Linked DNA regions of Mus musculus: regions 1 and 2 are each linked to region 3. Evidence: chromatin loops called from intact Hi-C (ENCODE). Cell type or tissue: heart. All regions are shown on one strand. Region 1 has its middle 8.6 kb from the start of Mirlet7a-1. Region 2 has its middle 4.6 kb from the start of Mirlet7d. Region 3 holds the start of Fam120a (family with sequence similarity 120, member A).

The links. Hi-C counts contacts between places; a loop is a spot of excess contacts. Peaks named below come from ENCODE experiments on the same cell type or tissue, not always from the same donor. Only the 100,000 strongest peaks of a DNase experiment are listed, where the experiment ranks them.
Region 1: a loop joins it to region 3, with 2.5 times the contacts of the local background. A loop is called at or near these places in 4 of 42 quality-filtered maps.
Region 2: a loop joins it to region 3, with 2.2 times the contacts of the local background. A loop is called at or near these places in 4 of 42 quality-filtered maps.

What each region holds. Positions count from the first base shown.
Region 1 is chr13:48,542,919-48,550,918 of GRCm38, reverse strand. No RefSeq gene overlaps it. Among named protein-coding and RNA genes, the nearest start is that of Mirlet7a-1, 8.6 kb to the right of the region's middle. In heart, a CTCF peak has its summit at 4,210; DNase peaks (open chromatin) are centred at 4,238 and 4,888; H3K4me3 peaks cover 3,693 bases; H3K27ac peaks cover 2,749 bases.
Region 2 is chr13:48,527,489-48,535,488 of GRCm38, reverse strand. No RefSeq gene overlaps it. Among named protein-coding and RNA genes, the nearest start is that of Mirlet7d, 4.6 kb to the left of the region's middle. In heart, a CTCF peak has its summit at 6,790 (motif pointing left); DNase peaks (open chromatin) are centred at 4,568 and 6,798.
Region 3 is chr13:48,963,967-48,971,966 of GRCm38, reverse strand. It overlaps Fam120a (family with sequence similarity 120, member A), which reads left to right and starts at 3,907. Exons shown (of 18, transcript NM_001033268.3): 1 at 3,907-4,612. The coding sequence starts at 4,139. Fam120aos (family with sequence similarity 120A, opposite strand) reads right to left here and starts at 3,855. Exons shown (of 2, transcript NR_015601.1): 1 at 3,363-3,855; 2 at 2,062-3,029. In heart, CTCF peaks have their summits at 3,431, 4,282 and 6,371; DNase peaks (open chromatin) are centred at 3,656, 4,556, 5,066, 6,166 and 2 weaker places; H3K4me3 peaks cover 4,516 bases; H3K27ac peaks cover 4,451 bases.

The sequences.
Region 1 (8,000 bases), 420 kb after region 3:
CTTTCTGCTACTTAGGTAAGGAAGCTACTGACTAATTTTTGGGGACCCCCTTTACTCAGGAGTAAGTAAAGCTGCAGTTAGTAGATGGTTGGAATGTGGGTTCTGAATCTTATTATGCCCATCCTCCTCCCAACTTCCTTACCGTTGAACATGACTCACACAGACTCCACGTACTTCCCATATAGAGAGAAAACTGTGTCTGACACTGGGGAAATGGTACTGTTGTTAATCCCAAACGTGCAAGGAAAGACACCAACCCAAATCATCCAATTAATTAAAGCAAGCTTCTTTATTCACGTACATGGGCTGTCGCTTCCTAAAAGTGGGGTTCAAGAGATCAGCATTGAATGTGAGGAAGACAAGGTTTCTATAGCTCAGGGGTAGGGGGTTTCCAAATGGGGGAATTTGACTGTCGAGTTAAATAGGTGGGGTTTACAGAAGCAAAACATAACAAGGTGGACTTCATAGCAATCTTCTCAAACAATGGTAGGGTTGCAAGATGGTTATTACAACTTTTTGAAACAAGGACGTAGTTGTTTCCTGGAACAGGCAGCACAGAACTATTTGTAGTTAAGGTTACAGGCCAATCCTTGAGAAACAGATTTAATCATAAAGAGGAATGAACCTAGTTTGCCTTTACTGTAAGAAGCCTTCAAGCCTAAGATGGAGGCAGGCTGGTTCATCACTGTGATCTCAGGAATCCCAGAATGCAGGGACTCGGCTTCTGTCATAACCCCCGCTCTCAGCGTTTTGTCTCTGATTCTCCATGTGCGCGAATGTGTGTGTGTGTGTGTGTGTGCGTGTTTGTGTGTGTGCATGCACATGTAGTTTGTGCACTTATGTATGTACATGTGGAGGAAAGAAGTCAATGCCAGTCACCTTTATTTTCTGAGACAGGGTCTCTCGCTGAACCTGAAGCTCACTGACTCTGCTGGGCTGGCTGGGTGTCTCCCCAGCCCTGGAAATAGGGGCCTGCTTCCACACTTGGCTTTTTATGTGGGTGTTGAGACTGACTGAACTAATGACCACACTGAGCTATCTTCCCAGGCCCCTTGCTTCTCTACTCTTGCAGATAGGCCTCTCCTTATGTCCTTGCCGCTTTGGGGCCGAGGTCATGAGGGTTCTCTTCTCTGAGCTCATTTCCGATACACTCTTAGGAAGGAACTCTAATTGACCTCATTTAGATAGTGACTTTTGTAGTACTGCTCTGCCTGTGCCACCTTCTCAGCTCTGTGGTGAAGGTGTCAGCTCAGTGAAACCTCACACTTGAAATGGGTCGGGAGCAATCCCTGACCCCCACCCCAAGAGGAGACTGCTTTAAGTCCAGAGGACTCATTCAATGATTTCAGGGACCAGGCTCAGAATAAAAATGAAGCAGGCTCATTGGTGACTGGTAGGCAGGAGAGTTCAGCTTGCACGGAGAGTACAGTGTCATGTTGAAATGCAGACTGAATGCAGAGATTCCCTTTTTTTTTTTTTTTCTGAGAAAACCAAGACATCTAGATATTTTCAAATTAAACGTCTTGATCTTTTTTTGAATGCTGTCAGCCAATTTAAGATAGATTTAAAACATTGCCCGAGAGTAACAAGCATTTCTGGGAACACGTGGAACCCTGGGCTATGACCTGTTTGTAAACCCCTTGAGGAAGATAATGTGAGACAGATAGTATAACTGATGTCCACCCCTCTCTAAGGATAACCTTGGAAAGTATCCCTCTCTGCCTGAGGTCTCTGCTTGTGGAATTTTTTTTTTTTTCTGTTGTGACTCCTCGGGGAGTACTAGCACTTAAGGCCCCTCAGGAGTCATGGGGCCTATGGAGTAGATGAGGTTGTGGAAGACACTGACAGATATCTTTTTTTTTTGTTTATTTGTTTGTTTTCCAAGACAGAGTTTCTCTGTGTAGCCCTGGCTGTCCTGGAACTCACTCTGTAGACCAGGCTGGCCTCAAACTCAGAAATCTACCTGCCTCTGCCTCCCAAGGGCTGGGATTAAAGGCGTGGACCACCACTGCCCCGCTTGACAGATATCATTCTTATGATAACCAGACCAGGCTATAACAAGGCCTAGGCCAACTGCCAAAGGTGATCTGCTGTATTAGCCAGTGTTTACCAGAAGAGCAGAACTGGTAGTGTATTCAATGCTCCCACCTTATGACAGTCTGACTTACAATATTGATTTATTGGGTCCAAACTTTATCACAAGACAAGGAGCATCTACGTATAAATGTGTATGTGTCTTCTTCGATCAATGATTATGAAGTCTAAGAAGTCCTATTAATTCCTTGAAAAAAATTTTTTTCATTTACTCAGCATATATGTGTGCGTTTGTGTGGTCAGAGGACAACTTGGCAGGAGTTGGTTCCCTTCTACCATGCAGATTCTGGGAACTGAACTTAGTCATCAGCCTTGGCGGCAAGCACATTTTATCTGCTGAGCCATCTAGCTGGGCCGTGGCCCACAATTTTCCATATGGAAGCTGCAGACCTAGGCAAGCTGCTGCTGGTGAAATCTCAGGGCCTAGGAGTCAGAAAGCAGAGAATTCAGCCACCCTGTGTCCCTGTACCGTTTTGGTTCATTCAAGCCCTGGATGGGCTGGATGATATCCACTCACATTAGGCAAAGCCATTAGTTTTTCCTTAGTTTACCACTTTAAATGTTAATCTCTTCTAGAAACATCCTCACAGACATCCAGCAATATTATTTAATAAGATATCTTGGGGCATGGTGGCTCAAACTGACACACTAAAATGGCCCATCACACCCCGGAATAAGGACGGAGAGTCTGATCGATGAACAGCAGGGAGATCAAGAAGTGAATATATCATCTTGAAGTCATGCAATGAACAATGAACGAAAGGACAAAAGAGAAGACACAGGTCAAAGGAGATCTTAACAAGGGGAGGACTGAGGCAAAGAGGCCAGAGGACATTTCGAGAAGTATGTATGCTTTACTTTGGCAGTTTTGGTTACAATTACTTGTTTGTCTGGACTGAGAAAATTTGGAGGGAGTCATGCTAGAGGTGGAACGGAACTGAGGTAGCAAAGCCTCCAGGACACAGGGTGGGCCTCTCCAAGGACCTCGGCTGAAGGAATTTGCTCTTTCAGGGCCCAGGGGGTGGCTTCTCTGTGGGCTACTCCTACTTTATAGGTCCCAATTCCCATAGTCTAGAATGTCTCTTTCTCTTAGGACGGAAACCAGAAGCTTCAGCCATCCGTCGCCAGTCAGGTGGCTATATTGAGGCATTTTGATTCTGTAAGTCACCTTCAAATTAGGTTTCTGTTTACTGAAAAAAAAAAAAAAGTAGAAAGAAAAAAAGGAAGAAAACGAAACAGCAAAATCCACACCGCTATGCCTACGAAGGAAAACCTACTGTGAGGAGTCCAGCTTTGTATGAAGAGTTGATGACATCGTGTGGTTTATAATCCTCTTTCTCACAGTATATCCTGAAGGTTGAAGCTCTTCCTCCCCATATCCTACCTATCCCACAAGGTTCACCACCCTCCTCTTCTTTTTGTTCACTTGTTCACTTTAGTCCCAAACTCTCCCATCTTCTAAACTCTCTTGTCATTTGCTTTGGACAGAGAATGTTAGGATGGCTTATAGTTGGAGTTTATAATATAAGCACTTTGCTGACGTGTACAGTGCCTTTTTCCCCTGGATGGATTGCAGATGAATGTTCATAGGGTTTTGTTGATGCTTGACTCTCTTGACTCTCTTTTTTAAACCGTGCAAACCTACTATCATTAAATAGTACCCCAACCCACCCACCAAAGAGCAGAGAGGTCTCCTAGTGCATGGAAAGTTCCAGTAAGAATGAAGAAATGCTTTTGCATTGATTTAAAAAAAAAGAATTCGTAAAGATTGCTTTGAAAAAGTTTTAGCACAAAAATTTCAATACATGGGAAAGAAAAAAAAAATAAAAGAGATAAAAGATACACCATAGGAGACCTAACTCCTTATGTGACAGATGGGTGAAGTGAGGTATGGAGTGGCCTTGGCGTCGAGCCCCGGAGCCCCCGAGAGGGAAGACTGAGTGAATCCAACATCTTGGGTACACGTGAAAACCGCCCCGAAAACTCTAGCACCTCCCGCCTCGCAGCCGGCAGAGCGGACGGAGGCCACGTGACACGACTTGTCCATCACCGCGGAGGGCGGGACTCAGAGGACGGTCCTCGCTATTCTCCCGGTCCTCCAGTAGGGAAAGAGGAGCCTGTCACGGTGGGCGGGCCAGACCCGCCTTCTCCGCGGCGGGGGCGGGCTCAGCCGTCACCCTCCAGTGGGGGTCCGGGTGAGCCCCGACCGGCTAAGGCGAGAGGGCGAGGCACACGTCCGTCAACAGCGTCCGCCAATAGGAATGCGCGCTGCCCGCAGCTCCCGCCCCCGCCTCGGATTCCCGGCGCGCGCGTAGCCTTCCCTCAGGCCGCCGAGGCGGCGCCCGCCCGCCCGCGCTTCCATCCGGGTTCTCGCGCGCTGCTCTCTCCCGGGCGCGGCGGTGGAGGGCCACGGTGGGGGGAAAGCCAGACCATTTCCCGTGGCGGCAGCGGGACGCCTTTATCCGCGAGCTTGAGGTGGGTACTGCGGGCGTGAAGGCGAGCGCGGGGACGTCGCCATTTTTCCCTCCTCCAGACTCAGCGGCGGCGGCAGCGGGCGACCAGGAGGGAAGACTTGGGGGCTGCCGCGCCGCACCCTGGGACCCGTGGGATGGCCTGGGCGCCTCGGGCAGGCGGGTGGCCCCGGGGCCGGTGGCCCACGGATGCCGTGGGCCTTGGGGCTCGGGCGGGGGAGGGGTGCCGCGTGGCCGCTGGCCTGCCCCAGCCCCCTCCGCTTCCCGCCCAGCTCCTCGGCGACCGGGCGGGGGAGGGGGGTCATTCTTCACATTCCTCACCTCGCCCCTCCCCCGCCGCTTCAATCAAACTTGCGGCGGACGGAAGTCCCGCCCTCTGGCTCGCGCCGGTTGGTCGGGGCTACCTCCCCGCTGTGGCGTGACTGGCTGCGGACGTAGCCGGGCCTCTATGACGTCACTTCCGCCGTCAGGTTTGTGGGCCGGGGAGACCTTGGCTTTGGTTGGGGGGGGTGGGATGGAGGAAGGTAGGAAGTGCGGGGGGCGGGGAGGGACGGGGCGGGGCGGGAAGGCGCTGGCAGGGAGGGAACGGAGAGCCAACGCTGGCTGCTTGCCCCTGCTCCGCTCGGCCAACTGCGGCCTGAGGGCCTGGAGCAGCTGCTGGGGCTGGAGGATCGCTGCGGCTGCCCGTCCTTGGCCAGGGGGAGGGGAGCGCGAGAGCGGGAGGAAACTGTATCCCAGGGGATGGGGTAGGAGATTTGCAGCTCGGTGGCACCGGAAACGAGACTGGCCTTTTGACTGGGGAGGCTGCAAACTCTTGGAAGCGGGTGGCCTCTCGGAGGCCGGCTAAGAAAACTTATCTCTCGGCGCGCTCTTTAGCGGAGGCAGGGTGGTAACCTTTATGCCCTTGGCCAGGACTGCCCTTCGGTGATCCCGCTTGTTAGTGCAGGGTCTGTGTCAGAAGTGATCGTCTGTGTTGTAGTTTTCAACTTTTTGTGTTAAAAGGATAATTATGAAAGGACAAGGGGGGGCGGAGAAAAACTTTAGAAACTTAGTTAAAATGGAAGACGATGACAGATTGCTTTTTTAACTGTTGAAAAATATTGGCAACCTGTTTTTGAAGTTTAAAACATTAGTGTTCTTGTTTTTGATTGCCTGATAATCTTGTGAAGAAAATTGAACAAGTAAACAATCTTTTTATAAGAAAAGTTAGTTTAGCCGGGCACGCCTTTAATCCCAGCACTTGGGAGGCAGAGGCAGGCGGATATCTGAGTTCTAGGCTAGCCTGGTCTACAAAGTGAGTATCAGGACAGCCAGGGCTACACAGAGAAACCCTGTCTCGAAAAAAGCCAAAAAAAGAAAAGTTAGTTTAATACAGATTTTTCAGCATTCTGGCCTTTCATTAGGTTCTGTCAGTTGAAGCAGTAATATTTGGGAAATTTGAAATTGTTAGTGTAACAAAAATACTAGTTGGAAATGTAAGAACTTTAATTAGAGAATAGAAATCTTCCAAATTAAGTCGGGTCTAAAAAGTGTTATCAAAATTGTGTAGATGGGGCGTGCATTTTACCCTATGGGTAATTTTATTGTAGAAATTGATAGTTTTGTAGACTTGAAGCAAGCTGTGCCCTCCCCCACTATAAATTGAAGTTGTGCTGATTTGAGACTTAGTAATTTTTCAAGCTGGAAAGGTAGAGGAATGCAAAACATGTGGCTATAAAGAAGGTGTTGGCACACAAGTTTAATCCCAGCACTCAGGAGGCAGAGGCAGGTGGATCTCAAGAGTTTTGAGGGCAGCCTGATCTACAGAGCAAGTTCCAGGACAGCCAGGACTGCACAGATAAAACCTGTTTCAAAAACAAACAAACAACAAAAAAAAGTACTTCAGTTCACAGAGTGAAGTATTAAAACAAATGGTCCTGCTGGAGTTGTTGCTCAGTGATAGAAAGCTTGTCAGACATGCCTGAATTGGTGGGTTGAGTTTCCAGTACTAATAAAATAAATGCTCATAATAATTTAATGTTAGTAAGTCTCATTTAGATTTCTTGAGGGTCCTGGGAAATGTCCCTAGTAAACCTCCTCCAGAACTAAGGAAACTAATTGGTTTAGAGAATAGCATCCTAAATATCAAGTTCCTTTTATTTCAGTAACTAATGTTACAGAACCAGTGTGAGTTGGTGACAATTGTGCAGATAGATAAGTGGTTGAAGGCACTTAGCATCATACCTGACAGTGACCCAAGTTTGAATCCTTGGGACTCACCCACATGGTGGGAGGAGAGAACTGACTCCAAGTTATCCTTCGATGTCCACATTTGTGCAGACATAATACAAAATAATTAAAAAAAAGAAGCCTTTTTAAAAATACTACAAAGCCAGAGCTGGAGGTGTAGCTCACTCAGTTGATAAAGAGTACTTGCCAGCCATGCCTCAAGCCCTGGGTTCCATCTCCAGTTCCTGCCTGCAATCCCTGCACTGTTAGAGGTTATCCTCAGCTATGTAGAAGGTTCCAGGCCATCCTGAGCTGTATAAGACCCTGTTTCAAATAAAGGAGGCTAGATGGAAGCACCACCAATGAATGTTCCAAATAATGTATCCTGAATCACTTAGTATGTGGTGATCAGAAACTTTTAGGAAGATTTAAAATACGAAATAATGTGCTACATCAGCTATATCTGTTAGTTTTCCTGCAAAGTACCATTTTGTGAGTGGCAGAAATGGTTAATGTCCTCCTGAAGAGCACATTTCCTCTCTTACACTGATCTCCAAGGAATAATAGAAACAGCTCTATAGTCATATTTGGTGAAATGTGTAAAACACTGCTCCCCTCTCCCATTTAAGTGTGTATAAGTTGGGAAGTATATTTTGGCACTCAAGGCTAGCAGTATTTCAAAACTTTGAATGTCTTTAGAAACTTATACTATAAAGACTATTTTTACTAATTGTCAATGTTTTTTTTTTCATGTTTTCTCAGGACTAAAGTAATGGGGGTAAAGGTGGCACCTTACATGGTCCTTGAGTTTTGTGGGTGTTCTGTGCATTATGTAATCAATTAAGAGTAGATTGCATTAACTAGATATAATGATTTTGCCTTTTTGGTACCTAGTGAAATCTAGAGTATTTTACATTACAGCAGGAGTATATTTTAGTTACAGTGTGTACCATTTTGAGATATTCAGTTTCAGTGTTGGTAATTGTTTCTTAATGAATAATGCAACTGTGATGCATTATTTAGCTACTTTTCAAAAATTCATATTTGCTACCTGGATATGTTTGTCTTAAAGATAGACAAAACTTTTCTGGTTTTCCAGCTTTATCTCACAAAAGACCTTTCCTAGATACAAGATAGATTTAAATTCTCTTAAGACAGCTGAAAGGTACTTTTGTTACTTTAGGAATATTTTGAGACATTTTAGATAATTTGTTTTAAATTGATATG
Region 2 (8,000 bases), 440 kb after region 3:
ACCCAGTAGTATAGCTTAGACTGGCCTTGAACCTGAGATCCTTCTATCCCACTTCTCAATGCTAGAATTACACTTGTGTACCACTATACCTGACACCAAATCATCTTTTTAGGTATCTATTATAACTTCACTTTCTATTAGTGTCTACTACCATTATTCATAGATGTATTACTAAGGCTAATTCAATATTTATAATTTCCTGTTTTGTAAATGTTCGTGTAATTTCATATTATATATGATTATAAATGTGGCTACATTTCCATACACCTTTGAGTCTTGAATTTGCACAAGCAAATACTACCTTGCAAATACCTCTTCATTTCCTCAGTATAGTTCAAACATTTACCAAATGAGGGAAGCAGGTAACTTTACTAATAGTAATGTCTCCTATGAAAACTTTGGGTAAGGAGGTTGGTGTCTTTGCTTTCCATTGCTGCAATAAAGACTGAGGAGGGAAGGATTTATTTTAGCTAAAATCGCTGATGTTACTCCACTGGGTAAGATTAGGGCAGGAACCTAGAAGCAAGACCCGAAAGGGGGCTGTGGAACACTGCTGGCTTGCTTACCATGGTTTGCTCAGCCTGCTTCCTTACAACCCAGAACCAGTTGCCTAGGGGTGGTATCTCCTAAAACAGGTTGGCTATGCCAAGCCCTCCCAACTCAGTTTAATATCTCACTTTCCTGCAGACCAATCTGATAGAATTTTTCTCATTGAGGTTCCCTCTACCCTGATACCTTGTAATCAAAATGACAAAACTAAAACAATTGGGAGTTCAGGGTATACATATATGAGACCATTGAGGTGGAATTGTGAAGGTTTTGTATTTCAGGAGGAGAAACTTGTACAAATACACTACTGGTGTTAGTGATTATAGCTATCTTGTGATACAGGGGTTTAGATTGGTCAGTAATTTGATGGAAACAAAGAGAACTAGCATTTGCTGTTAAGTCTGACAGTCTCATGTCCTTGGCTGTCTTGGAACTCACTATGGAAGCCAGGCTGGCCTCTAAACTGCTTGCCTACTTCTGCCAGATTCTTAAATTTTAAGACATGGGCCATCATTTTAAGTCATGTGTGTGAGAGAAATGCATTACCCTACAATAAGAGTTAAGTTTCTTGCAGAGGAAATTCAGTGTATTAGGGGAATCCTGAAAGTTAACCCTGAGGGGATAGTGAAGACACTGATCAGGTTCTCAGGAAAAGGCTTTTTGGCTGAGCTAAAAATAAGAGAATATAGGTCCCTTGGGTGGTGGTTCTATGAGCATGGGCACAACAGCATTGCAGTGGGGAGAGGCTGATGACACCCAAAACTTCTCAATCTTGGGATTTGGCAGCCAGACTAGGATCGAGCTCAATGATCATGAGCATCGGATGTTCCTGATGCTTTGGAAATTTGGGTCACCTTAAATTGATTCCTGATGTGCTTTTTAAAGTAATATAATCAGGCCTGCAAGGAAGTTTGAGTACCAGTGCACTAAGAAAAGGGTAGATGGGAGTAAGAGCAAGTGGGGGAGAGAGCTGAAACAAGGTGTCCAGAAACTGCTCCCCATAAGAACATAAATTAGTAGTCACAACAAAATACCTTCAGAAGAGCTAAATCAGGTCAGACCTTAGTTCATTTTAGCATCCTATGTCCTCAACAGGCCTCCCCAGATTTTACAGTGTGTAGAGAATAACCCAAAGTCCAGTTGGTTTTGTGTTAAGGCGTATATCACTGTCTGGCCGTGTCATTTTTCAGGCGTAAGTATGCCACAGGCCTAGGCACTAATGTTTGCATTAGTTTTGGAATTCATGCTGTGTTGGTGACTGGCCTTTGGGCTCAGACTGAACATTGTAGAGTGGGTGGCCGTGGGTTGGTTTGGTTCCTCCTTGTAGACCCCTAGCAACACAAGATGGACTAGTCTGGAGGGAAAACAGGCCTTTTGAGTTGGGAGCTAACCCCTCCACGTAAGGCCCAGAGAAGGGACATCAGTGGTAAAGGTGAGTAGGCTCAGTAATTGGGTTTCCTGCAGTCATTCTAATTCTGAATGGTTCCATAACTGCTTATTGGAACAGGAGCTTCAAGATGGTTTCTAGTGGGAAATTAACAGATCAAACCAAGACTACTGTAAACTACTGAAGGTACCAGCTAGTGCTAAGACAGCAGAAGTGATTACATGTCCAGAAAACCTTTTTGTTTATAAAATGTCACAAAAACATTGTTAAAATGAGAATAAAAGCCTTAATCTTTTACATGTGGACTTGCATGCCCACATCAAGGACTTTGTAGAATCATGCTTTGATAAGGAATAAAGTAAGCATCATCAGGAAATGGCCAGTTTTTAAGGGAAGTAGATGAACAACGAAATGTACTTCATTAAAGAAACAAATAGACATCAGTCAACAGAAAAAACTGAAGGCTATTTTAAGGTGGGGGTGGTGTGGAGAGATCAAAGAATTTACACTGTAACCAATATACAAGGATATTAAAATTTTTTAATTTCATGAAACGAAAATGGGAACCACATACTAAAACAAGTAGTACTAAAAGTTTATTGTGACCAGTATCTACATCATGAAAATAACTCATTGTTAACACTTAACTGAAAATATAACTGATCTTCAGGTCAGTAAAAGAAAAAAAAAGATTAAAGCAGAAATAACATTTTTAACAAGCAAAAACCAGCAAGATAGGACTGAGAGACAACAGTACTTAGGGGAAATAAAGATGTTGCATCTGACATTGTAGAAATATAGATAATTGTGAACACCTCTACATAGCTGATGAAAGAAGTGGACACAGTTTCTGAAATTGGATGAATCAGTAATGAGGCCCCCACCATAGAAAAGCTTCATTGTTGAAATCCACTAAGCATTTAAAAGAGAACAAAAACCAACTCATGCTTTTCAAAAGTATATGAAGAGGAAAAGAAGGTATTCTTCCAAACTCATTATCCAGGGCCAGTGTTATCAATATAGTAAAACTATATAAAGACACAAGTCAGTGGTCAGTATGCTTATAAAGATGGATGAGAAACTAAGTAAAACTAGAAAACCAAATCCAAAAGCACATTAAAATGGGTTCTCACCATGAAGAGGAGTTCACGGATTCAAGGAGGGAATAACAAGCCAAATCAGTAAGTACCGCACAACACATAAATTAACCATATGATTATTTTGGTACATGCAGAAATGGTATTTGATAAAATTTAACATTCATAGTTAAGATCCCAAATGATATAACTACATATACAACAAGGTTCTAGTTAATGCTCCAAGTGAGACAAGCTGCTAGCTTTCTCTTTGAAGATCAAGAACAGGACGAGTCCTTTTTTAACCACCTTTATTGAAAATGCTGTACACCCTAGCCAGAACAATGAAGCAAGAGAAAGAATGTTTGAATTGAAAAAGGGGGAAGTAAAATTCTTACTATTGGAAGATGACAAGGATGTTTTACATAGACACCCCCAAATATTATGTTAAAGGGTAGACAGTATAGAAAAATTGATAGCTTTGGTAGAGGCTAGCTAACTGAATTATCTGAAAAAGAAACCCAACTCAGTGTCCTAAGTACAATACCTACAAAATATATAGAAATTAATTGGGGGGGGAGGGTATGGGGGACTTTTGGGATAGCATTGGAAATGTAAATGAGGAAAATACCTAATAAAAATATTTTAAAAATTAATTGAAACATGGATGCTTTATAGTAAAACAATTTCAGTGATAAAATTAAGAACACACAAGTAGTCGGCCTTATTTACTTTTCTACTGTTGTGACAAAGCACTGTAACCAAGCAAGAAGAACCAACTTAGAAAGGGTGAGTCCATGACCATCATGGCAGCAGGCAGGCATGGTGCTGGGGCCCTAGCTGAGAGCTGACACTTTGAGGCAACCACCATGAGATACGGTTAACTGGGAATGCTGTAAGCTTTTGAAACTCAAAGCCTACCCACAGTGACACATCTGAAAAATCACACATGGGGCTTATACCACTCCTGTTGTCCCCATGTTTGTGTTGCCCTCAGAGCTGGCACTTCTAGGAAGGAGTGTGCTGAAACTTTAATGTTTTCAAATTCTATTTTTATTTATATGGGTACACTGTAGCTGTCTTCAGACACACATCAGAAGAGGGCATCAGATCCCATTACAGATGGTTGTGAGCCACCATGTGGTTGCTGGGAATTGAACTCAGGACCTCTGGAAGAGCAGTCAGTGCTCTTAACCACTGAGCCATCTCTCTAGCCCCAAAAATCTTATTTTTAATGATGGTTCTTAAATGCTTTAACCTCCCTTTTAGCCCTCTCCCCCACCCCCCAGGTAGTGGAAAAGAAAGGATACAGGAGGGGGCAGGGAAGCGGACCTGTTTAGAAAGGTTCTTTGGGGCACCTTCTGTCTGTGTTGTCTGGAAATCGGCAGTTTAGTTTACAGGTTAGTAGCAGCAGCAGCATCTCAGTTCACTCACAAACACTTCATGGATACACCAGCAGTCCAGTTTGGTAGAGTCAGGATAGCAAACACTCAGCAGCTGTGGCACTACCTAGCAGAGACAGCTAGGCCTCAGCCTTGGCTCAAGTCAATGGCGAGAAGCCAGGAGAAGTTCTGGGCTGTGCCTCTCTTAGGGAAGTGATGATCAGTGAAGACACTAGGCTCACAAGCATTGCACAGCTAGCTCTGTAAGCAAGCCAAGCACAGCCTCTGCTGCATGGAGTCCTATTTATCCTCTCTCCAAACATCGAGTGTCCTCCACAGGTTTTGCCTCAGCACCTGTGTTGTCTCAGCTGACATCACTCTGCCAATTAGCCCACTTTCAGAAAGTGGCAAGAAACTGCAACACACCACCAGAAGTTTTTTGGTGTGTTTCTCTCAATGAAGTCCTGACAAATGCAGCTCAACTATGCAATGTAAGGTGGACCAATGCATGGGTGTAGTTAGCAAAGAATTCTTCCCTTTCATGTGCTTGCTTTAGCAGAATATCCTCTCTCCTTTGTCTGCTTCAGGGAAACTTCCTTCAGGAGTCTGCCTTAGCCTGTCACACCTGTGTCTACATTAATGACATGTTCCTTCATGTGCTTGCATCAGGAAAACATCATCCACCTGACTTTCCAAAGAACTCTTAAGTTTCCACTTCAGAGTGCTTTTTTCAGAAGCCCATTTTGCTCAGAATTCAGTTGAAGTAGAAGTACAAGATACAAGAGTACATATTAGCAAAGTATTAAGATACAATGTTATATAGAAGTATTAGATACAAGAACATACATATTTAGCCCTAAAGAGTATATATGTATGTATATATTCATTGTGCCCCCTGTCTGCAAGAGTTGAGTCCATTGTTTTTCTGTGCAATCTAATGTAAAATACCTAACTAAATGAATATACATCTATGATCCCAGTTCTTGAGAGGCTGAGGCAGGAGAATTTTAAATTTGAGACTAGCTTGGTCTGGGTGACATACATAGTAAGATCTTGTCTTACAGAAATGAGACACACAAATGTTATACATGCATACACACATGTATGTATGTACATATTTTAGGGTTAAATACTCAGAAAGTTGAAAAGTTTGTCAGGGTAATGGGCAACAACACTTAGCACATGCTCTCCTGGAGAGGAAGTCTTGAAATGCTTTAAATCTGGCCAATCTGTCATGGACCAGTATTGCCTAGTAGCTCTTAAATCTATTTTGGGAGCCTTGAGCTTGCTCATCTGGATCATAGCTGGCCTTGAGCTAGTCCATTCAGTGTTCTTCATGTCCTATCCCTGGACCACTAACCTCTTGCCAATCAGACATAGAGCATATGGCCACTGGTTCCAATCTCCTATGGAATTGGAGAAACTTTTTTTTTTTTTTTACTCCTGTAAGATCTCAATGCGGAGGGCAGTGAGAGAAAGAGTAAGAAACAAGATGCATAGGTTGTCATGTGACTTCTAGTACTAGCCTACTCTTCATGGGTGGTTCCTTCTTTCACTTTTTTCTTTCTTTCTTTTTTATTTTTATTTTCAAAGACAGGGTCTCACGGTGTAGCTTTGGTTGTCCTTGAACTCATTATGTAGACCGGGCTAGCTTCAAACTCATAGAGATTTGACTGCATTTGCCTCCCAAGTGCTGGGATTAAAGGCGTGTGACACTTCATCCTGTTCTCTATCCTCACTGTAATTACACTGGAGGACCAGTGAGAGAAACAGGGGAAGGCCCATGGCAGCTGGCACTGGCAGCTTCTCATAGGAGCCACCTCTTGCACCTAGCAGAAAGAAGGAATAGCCAAGACAGCCAGAGTCTTCCTGTTGCTTTCGAGGGCCTTGGTGTGACCTCCTCCTTTGGGCTGGCTCTGCTGTGGTCATGAAGGAGTTCTATGACATTCACAAGTCTGCCATTTTGAAAGAGACAAGGAATATTGCCTTTTGGGCTCCATGCTGATACTGCTGTGAGGGTTTATGAAAGGTCTTGTGAAACACTGTCTACTAGAAATATAATAATGTGAGCCACATGTGTAAATTAAATTTCCTGGTAATTGCATTTTTACTTTTGTAAAGAGTACAAAGAAAGCAGGTGAAAATAATTTTAACTGCGTATATACAACATTAATTTCCACATATAATCAATACTAAGCACTAATTAGACGTATTAAGCTCCTTTTTAATACTCGGTTTTCAAAATACCATGTGCGTTTTATGTGGAAAACAACCTTAATTAGAAATAGTCCCATTTCAAGTGCTCAATGGCCCTTTATGTGGCTAATGGCTTCCTCATTGGACAGATGTAGTCGCAGATTGGACTTTCAGAGAACAGAGCCATGCTGCCATCTGGTGGTTATTTAGTTAAATAGCATCCATGAGCCACTGCAACTGCCTGGTCCTCAGCCCGCTGGGAAACTTCCTTCTTGTGCAAATCCTCAGGAACAAAAGTATCTGCAGTGCTGTGAAGCTTGCAAGTGAGAAGGCTGTAGGAATGAGGAGGCGTTAGCTAAGAGGACAAAAGATATGCATGCCCTCAGGGAACCCCATTCCAGGGAGGCCACAAACACCCTCACCTAGCCCATGCTCATCACCTAAAATATTTCTTTGTTTTTGCTAATAAATACCACCATGTGACAAGTCTCTCTTGCAGCCCATCCCTAACTGCTGAGCTTCCTGTTAGTGAAGACTCACAAGCAGAGCTGTGAGAAGCCAGGGAATGTCGTCTTTACATGGGGAGATCTATTTGTACAATAGTAGTGTGTGTGTGTATGTGTGCGTGCGCGCGCGTGCGCGCTCATACACGTGTGTATATGTGCCTGTGAATTCGCTCATGGAGGCCACAGAAGCTCAGTGTCCCATTCTATCACTCTTTGTCTTACTTTTCTTTTTTTAAAAAAGATTTATTTATTACTATATCTAAGTACACTGTAGCTGTCTTCAGACACACACCAGAAGAGGGCATCAGATCTCATTACAGATAGTTGTGAGCTACCATGTGGTTGCTGGAATTTGAACTCAGGACCTTTGGAAGAGCAGTCAGTGCTCTCAACTGCTGAGCCATCTGTCCAGATCATCTTATTTCTTTAAAACTTGGTTTCTCAGTGAAATCGGAACTATGTTGCTAGCCAGCAAGCCCCCCAGTCTCTGCTAGGGTATACTCTGCAAGTGTAGCCCTATCCAGATATTTTACCCAGATGCTGTGGATTTGAACTCAGGTCCCCATATTTGTGCAGCAAGTGCTCTTACCCACTGATCTTTTTCTCCATCTCATAAAATAGTTTCATAAATGGATTTGTTGGGCCCAAGGATAGGTGCATCAATAATTTTTTTAATTTAAAAAATCAGCTTTATTTAGATATAATCTGCATACAACAAATTTTGTAAGTGTACAGTTTGATTAATTTTGCCAAATGTACACAGTTATGAAACCACCACCACAATCATACCATTTCCATCACTTTCAGAAATTCCCTGTGACTCTCAGCGTTCCCCTTCCTATCTCTGGCAAACACTAATTAGTTGTTTTGCTTACACTGTGCCTATCTCCCTCCCTCTCTTACT
Region 3 (8,000 bases):
CACTCTTAGTACCATTCACTATTTGAGGGGAAAAAGATAAGACTTGTTGATTCAGAAAAATTTTCTTACTAGGATCCTGGGTTCCAGTGCAAAGTCAGACACTTCTCTTTTCTCCTCTTCTATCCTAGCCTAAAACAGAGTTTAGGAGTCCTGGGTGGAAGTCCACAAGGCATGGTCCCCAATCTCTAGCTTCAGGAAAGAGGGGTGCTAGAGAAGAGGTTTTAGGTGCCAGCATTCGGCACATAGGACATAAGGAACACCAAACAACCTCAATTAGTACAGATGGGCAAGCAAGGGGCAATTCCAGCCTCAAGGACATGCAGGGACTTATGGCTGACATGGGAAGTAGCTCTTCACATAGTAACCATTCCAGGAATTTGCTCTTTTCTTTCTTCATCGTCTTTTTTGGTCTTTCAAGATAGGGTTTCTCTGTCTAGCCCTATCTTGGAACCTACTCTGTAGATAGACCCAGCTGTCCTTGAACTCAGAATGCTGGGATCACAGGCGGGCACCACACCACCTGGTTAGGACTCTTCTCTTTATCTGTGCTGTACTGGCTAGTTTTATGTCAACTCGACACAAGCCAGAGTCATCTAAGAGAAGGGATTTCAACTGAGAAAATGCCTCTTCAAGATCAGGCTGTACACAAGTCTGTAAGGCATTTTCTTAATGATTAACGTGGGAGGGCCCAGCCATTTGTGGGTGGAGTCATTCCTGGCCTGGTGGTTGGGTTATAAAAGCAAGCTGGCCGAGCAAGCCAATGAGCAGTCACCGTTTGCAGCCACTGCATTAGCTCCTTCCTGCCTTAGGTGCCTGCTTTGTTTGAGGTCTTGCTTCGATTTCCCTTCAGTAAGGAAAGCTCAAGTGTAAGTGAAAGAAATACTTTCCAACCCAAGCTGCTTTTGGTCCTGGTGTTCCACCACAGCAAGAGAAAGCCTAATTAAGACACACCCAAAAGTTAGAATCTTACTTTCCCATAAAATGTATTTTTAAAACAGCTCAAAGCGAAAATGAATTCGCAGCTGTGAAGAGAACATTTCTAGTCCGCCTAGCTGAGTAGAAAGCTTAATCCCAGAGTACCAGAAGCCCCCAGACTAGAACAGCCTGAGACTGCATGCAGACCAAGCGTGCGCATGCTCTGTGGGGACTCTGAAGTCGCACCCAGGCACAGGTTAGGGCTAGGCACACCCCAGGAATCAAACCCCAGCGGGAATACCGTGTCTCCTCCTGATCTCTCCTCCTGATCTCGGGGCGTGTCGGGTAGGCATCATGTTGGGCGGGCAACATGCCCTGCACTTGCAATCCCAGGTCTCAGGGGGCTGAGGATGATTGCTGTATATTGAGGCTGGCTGGCTGCACAGTGGGGTCCAGGGCATCTTGGGCTATGAGTGAAACCTCGAAAATTCCCAAAACCCAACCCCAACTCCCAAACCAAAAAAAGGGCAACATTTTCCTGCTTTAAGCTGTAAGTAAATTAGCCGATGGGAAACAAGTTGAAATGCTGAGAGTAAACTCCCGCCCCCCCCCCCCCCCCGCCCCCGCCTGCTTAAGTTCTGTGCTCTGTGGCTGGCTGGCTCTCTCTATTAATCTAGTAGTCATAATCCTTTTTTTTTTTTTGGAGGCAGTCGGGGAGACAGGGTCTCTCTGTCTCTCTGTGTAGCACTGGTGACCTGGAACTCATTAGGTACAGAAGATTGTCCTTCAATTCACCCAGGTCCACCTGCCTCTGCATCCTGAGTTCTGGAATTAAAAGGGTGAGAATTCTTGGAAGTCTATGGTCATGCAGTATTATTCATTTATTTTTCCCCTCAGTAGTGTGGTAATCACTTCATGAAAAGTTTCTCTAATACAGCCCTAAATGGAGAAAAAAAAGTCCCTAATCATATTGTATTCCCAAGCAGACTCTAAGATTTAGTATTTTTCAAATAGGATTTAGATATTTAGAAAATTTAAACATCACTCAACTCCTGAATTTTCTTTATAGCGTTGTTAGCCAAACAATTTCCCAATCATTAATAAGTTTGGAGGGCATACACAGTTAAACAGGGAAAGCAAGCATGATGAAATTTTGAGGGCTTTTATTATGAAAATGAATTTTAAAGTTCTCAAAATTCCAAAGCACAGTCTATACAATCACAGAGTACAGAAGTGACTACAAAAGCTGGCATTGCTAACATCTGTATAACAACCTGGGAGGCCACAGAAAGCCAAGGCTCTCTTAAGGAGAGTGATACTTTCTTTTAGAAGGATCACCATCCTACGGTCTTAAAATAAAATGTATGCTTAATTCCAAAATCATGGGTGCTAGCACAAAAGCTTTCTCCCCTCTCCCTTTTTAAAATAAATAAATAAAAGCAGTAATGTTTAAAAGAAATAAAAAACAGGCCAGGCAGTCAGGATGGCAAAGGGCTAGCCCAAGCAGGCCAGCAAACAAGAAACCACAACAAAAATAAACACAAACCTAAACAAGTGAATGAAATATATATGGAATGTAATCTTGTTAAGAAAATACAAGTGATTCATGTGCAATCTTGTATACTAGCTGTGAATTACATAAAACTTGATTATTTTGGGGGATGTTATTATTTAGTGAGGCTTTAAGTGTAATCTTAATTTCTAAATGACATGGAATTACTTACTCTGGGATTAAGTTTTCTACTCAGCTAGGCGGACTAGTGGCCTCATCACTAATTTTATACATAAGTGGCATAACGTATCGGGTTTAAAAAAATTAAGGAAAATCCATCAAGGCCCTAAGCGCATTTCATCTGTCTACATCACAGGAGCCTGTGTTTGAGATTGGTGGAAGAATGGGGTGTTATGATCACAGTTCATTGTATACACGCATGAAACTGTCAAAGAATAAAAATAGTCTTTAAAAGAAAAAAAAATTAAAAGAAACTATAGAATTCAGTTTGCCTATTCTCGAAGACTCTGATGGGGGGCTTTGAGTCTGCATGAACTTGGTGTTCTGTGCGATGGATGGGTCACTCCTGTGTCCAGTGCACCCCGCTCCAGCAGCGGCTTGTCTAGAAAAAGAACAGATGAAAAATTGAAGGTAAGCAAAAAAACAAAACAAAACAAACAAAAAAAACCGCTCCTTTTTCTTGGGGGAAGGGGGAGCGGGAGGCGGGTTTCATGTAGCCCAGGCTGGCTTCCAATTGGATGGAATGACCTTGAACTTCTCTGATCCTCTACTCTCCACTTCAGAATGCTGGGATTACGGCCTAAGCAACACGCGGGAATCGAACCCTGGGCGATCGAAGATCCCAGACAAGCACTGTGCCAACTGAGCTACGTGCCCAGGTCCCCAGCGGACAGCTTCTCCTTCAGAACGTTTGGTCCTGGCTCAGCATACGTACCGTCGGCGCCTGGGTTTAGCCGGACCCTCGCAGCCCGAGCCCCTGGAGGCAGCGCACGTCCGCTCGTCTCCGGAGGGCGGCGCACGCCGGGGAGGCTTGCCCCTCTCGGGGAGTCTCCTCAGCCGGGTCCCGACACCAGGCCGTGAAGCCGCCGTCCCGTCCCGGGAGCGACGCCATCTTGTCGCCGCCGTCCTCCTCCGCGGCTCGCGCTCCCGGGCTCCAGGCTCCCCCTAACCCCGCCGCGCGACACACGCGGCGGAGGAGGAGCGCTGGCTGCCGGCCACGCCTACCGGGCCCGCAGCCGCGAGCGGGGCGGAGCCAGCCTCGGAGGCCGCGGCCTCCGGGCGCGGCCTGCACGGGCCCAGGCGCCTCCCCGAACCCGCCCGGCTGCGGCCCCCTAAAGGGCCCGACAAGCCGAGTAGCGCTCCGCCTTCTCCGCCCCGCCGCCGCCGCCCCGGGAGCCCGGCCGCGGCCCCGGCGCCGCCTCTTCCGCCTCCCGCGTCCGCGCGGGCGGGCCCGACGTCAGCGCCGCCCCGCCCGGCCCAGCTTCGGCCTCGGCCTCGCAGAGCGCGGCGGCGGCGCAGGTCCCTCCCCAGACATGGCCCTGGGAGGCGGCAGCACATGGCGGCCGCGGCGGCCGTGAGCGCGCCCCCGGCCAGCCCCAGCCAGCCCTGAGGCTGCCCGCGCCCGCCGGCCGCGCCACGGCCCTGCCGCCCCCAGCCCCGCCGCCGCCGGCCCCGCCGCCGCCCGCGCGCGCGCGCCCCGCCGCCGCCGCCATGGGCGTGCAGGGCTTCCAGGACTACATCGAGAAGCACTGTCCGAGCGCCGTGGTGCCGGTGGAGCTGCAGAAGCTGGCCCGGGGCAGCCTGGTGGGCGGCGGGCGGCAGCGGCCCCCGCAGACCCCGCTGCGCCTGCTGGTGGATGCCGACAACTGCCTGCATCGCCTGTACGGTGGCTTCTACACCGACTGGGTGAGCGGCGGCCAGTGGAACCACATGCTCGGCTACCTGGCGGCTCTGGCCAAGGCCTGCTTCGGAGGCAACATCGAGCTCTTCGTCTTCTTCAATGGCGCGCTCGAGAAGGCCCGGCTGCACGAGTGGGTCAAGCGGCAGGGCAACGAGCGCCAGACAGCGCAGCAGATCGTCAGCCATGTCCAGAACAAGGGCACGCCACCGCCCAAGGTCTGGTTCCTGCCTCCGGTCTGTATGGCCCACTGCATCCGCCTGGCGCTCATCCGCTTCCACGTCAAGGTGCGGCTGCAGCCGGTTCGCCGGGGTCTCCCAGGGCTGGGGCTGGGGTCTCTTTGGGCCTGAGTCAGGATCGGGCCTGGTGCCCTTTGGACCGATTCCCTTCGGGTTTGGGTCAGGGTTGGGGTCTGGGGTCACTTGGACAGGAGTCACAGTTGGGCTACAGGCCTCTTCGCGCTTCGGGCTGGGCCTGGGATTGCTTGGGTAGCGATCAGAGTTGAGTCTGAGGTTCCTTGGCCCAGGGGTTTGGGGCTTGGCCTAGGGTCTTTTTGGGCTTGGATTTGGGTTGGACTTGGGAGGTCTCTTAGGTCACTGTCAGCGCTGAACTAGTTCCGGGAAGCCCAGCCTAGCCCAGAGTGAGTCCTGGGTGCCCCTGCCCGTGGAAGGCCTCAGCAGGCTTCAGTGTCTCTCAGGGCCCCTCTCGGGACATAGCGTGTCACCATGCCCAGGCTTGATGCAAGCTAGGCAGAGGGGCCCTAGAGCAAGATGGATGCCCGGGCCTTTAGGCCTGGTGTGGTTGAAGTCTACCCACCACATTCCTCCCTACTCTCTGGCCTCTGTGGGCCCATAGACTTGTTCATATGACACTTGAGGCTGGTGGATAGACCCTCACCCAAAGTGGGATCGGTGGTGTCGTCTCCCACATCCTCAGTCTTTCTCCTCCCCTGAGAGGCCGACAGGCTACCCACTGGCCTTATCCTTAAGCATATACCCATCTGTCGAAATTAACCCACTCTTTCCCAGCAACAGGTTTATCTTGGAAGTCTGGAGAATAAATAATGAGAGTATATTGCCAGGACCTTAGGCACAGGAAGCTGAAAACAGAGCCTCCAAAGCTGTGGGAGAGGAAGGAACCTTGTTATAAACCAGGGCTGATCTCTTAATTCTCAAGGCAGATGCCCTGCTCTTCTACCTTTGAAAATGAGATGTTTGGAGAAATTGTCTATGGTAACGTTTTGGTTTTAGATTTCATGGTACTGTGAATTTGATGAGATGGGCTCTTGTCAGTTCTCTGAGTTTTAAAGTGGTTCAGTTCTGTATGTCTACTATGAAGGTAGCAATTAGGACCAGGAAGAAGAATTTGGGGGTCGTTTGGCATAGGCAGGAGCTTGTGAGAGCTGTTTTTCTGCTGCACAGGAAGTGTTGAGTGACCTTCACTAGCCCTGATTGGTGGGTAAGGAGGGAGAGCTCCACATGTTAGCCCTCTGCTGTCCCGTTGGCAGAAGGTTCTGCAGCCAGAATTGGGCCAGAGAACTTAAGGGCTCCGAGGTTGATTGAGAGCCGAGCACCTAACTGATCCTCAACTTTGAATAGCTTTGCATTTTCATGATTTTTTTTTTAAACACTTCTTTGGGGAGGGGTGAGGCTGTTTGAGTTTTTAAGACTTGCTACTGTCTTCCAACTTGCTCTTTTCTTTGGAAACTGAGCTTGAGTTACAACTTTTAGCATGTCTCCCTCTTCCTGACCATCCCTGCTGGCAGTGGTGATGGTGGTAGTTAAGCCTAAAATGATTGCGGAAGTCCCACCCAGGGTCCTGTTGCAATTGGTGAAGTTGTGTTTAAGTGTGTGGGTGGGGGTGGCTGGATGCCTGGTGATTGGCCCAGGAATATGGCAGATACACAGCCTGACATTTCTTAGGGAGTTCGTGTGAGAGGCAGTGTGTGCCTCTCACTTTTTCTCTGTAGCCTGGGGCTCTCAGAGGGGGAAAGCAAAGCTGTTGCTCTGTGATCTACCTCTAGTGGACAGCCTGGAAATGGACCTGCTTTAGTGTTGCTTAGTGATGGGAAGTAACATCTAAGACACAAAAAGAGTTTTATTTTACCTGCTTTTGCTAACTGCACAGGGCTGTATTTTTAGTCAGCAGAGACATTCAATAAAAGATTGAATATTACTTCAGATTAGAGTCTCCTCTGTCTGTCCTTGTCTCTATATCTGTTGTGTGTGTGTGCACTCCTGAGACAGTGTTGCCTTTCCTGCCTGCTCTGTCTCTCAGCCTTCTCTAGTCTTTGTAGATGCAATTCTAGCAATCCTGGCTGTCCACTTTCTCAACTCTGAGGAGAGGTGAAAAAGATAGTTTGCTGGAGGCAGGAGCTCCATTAATAGCAAAAGGTGGCACCAGAGAGAAGATGTGAAGCTGTAAAAAGCAGAGACAGAATTCTGGGAACTATTTTAAAACAAGAGAGCAGTCCTGTGTACTTCAGCATCCCTGAGGGTAGTGCAGTATCACAAGGGTGATTTGCGGGCCTGGGCGATGGCTTTGTGGTTAGGGCACATGCTTTTGCAGAGGGCCCACATGATTCCCAGCACCCACGTGGTGGCTCCTGATCATCTAATACTCCAGCTCCAGGGCATCTGAAGCCCTCCTCTGACTTCCACAGCACCAGACGGGAAAGTGGCACAGGTGCATACAAGCAAGCAGAACATTCTCACACATTAAACTAAAGATAGTGTTTAAAGTAATGATTGTGTATGTTTTAAAAAGGATGATTTTGGAGTCATAAAAATTATCTTCGGTGGTCTCTGTTTAAGAAAGTGTATGTTTCAATGTGTGTGTCTGTGTGTTGGATTTTTAAATGTTTTCTGGAGGCTCACAGATACTTAACCAGTGATGCACTATCACTATCTTCCAGAATGGGCGAGCAGCTGGAATTGGGTGGTCCTTATTTTATTTATAATGTTTCTGGGTGTTCTGCCTGCATTATGTCTGTGCACCTCTTTTGTGCCTGGTGCCTTGAAAGGTCAGAATAAGACGTTGGATTTCCTGGAATCGGAGTTACAGATTGTTGTGAGCTACCGTGTGGTTGCTGGGAATTGAACTCAGGTCCTCCGGAGGAGCTAGTGCTCTTCCAGGGCCAATTGGTATCTTCTTAATGAAACTTTATTCCCATAGACACTGGTGTTGGGCCTGAGAATGTTTGCCCCACATGTGTGAAGTCTAGGGGTCCATGCCCAGCACTGCAAAAACTGGACATAGTGGCACACACCTCTAGTCTCAGTACTCAGAACGTAGGGTAGGAGGAGCAGAAGTTCAGAGCTATCCTTGCCTGCGTAGCCTGGTAGTGGCCATCCTAGGCTCCATGAGAACTTGCCTTAGGAAAAAACCCACCACCTTCACCCACAAAACAACGAGCAGTTGTGGAGGTGGCTCAGTACTGGCAGTGCCTGCTGTACAGAAAGAGGGTCTAAAGTAGAACCCCAACACCCACAGAAAAAGCTGAGTATTGCACTGTGTAGCTCCAACCACAGTGCTGGTAGGGTGACAAGATCCCCATGGCTTGCTGACCAGTAAGTTCCATGTGAAGACACCCGTCAACCCCTGGCTTCCACACAGCATGTGTGTATTCACATGCACACACATGCATCACACGTGTATACATACATGCAAGCCAAG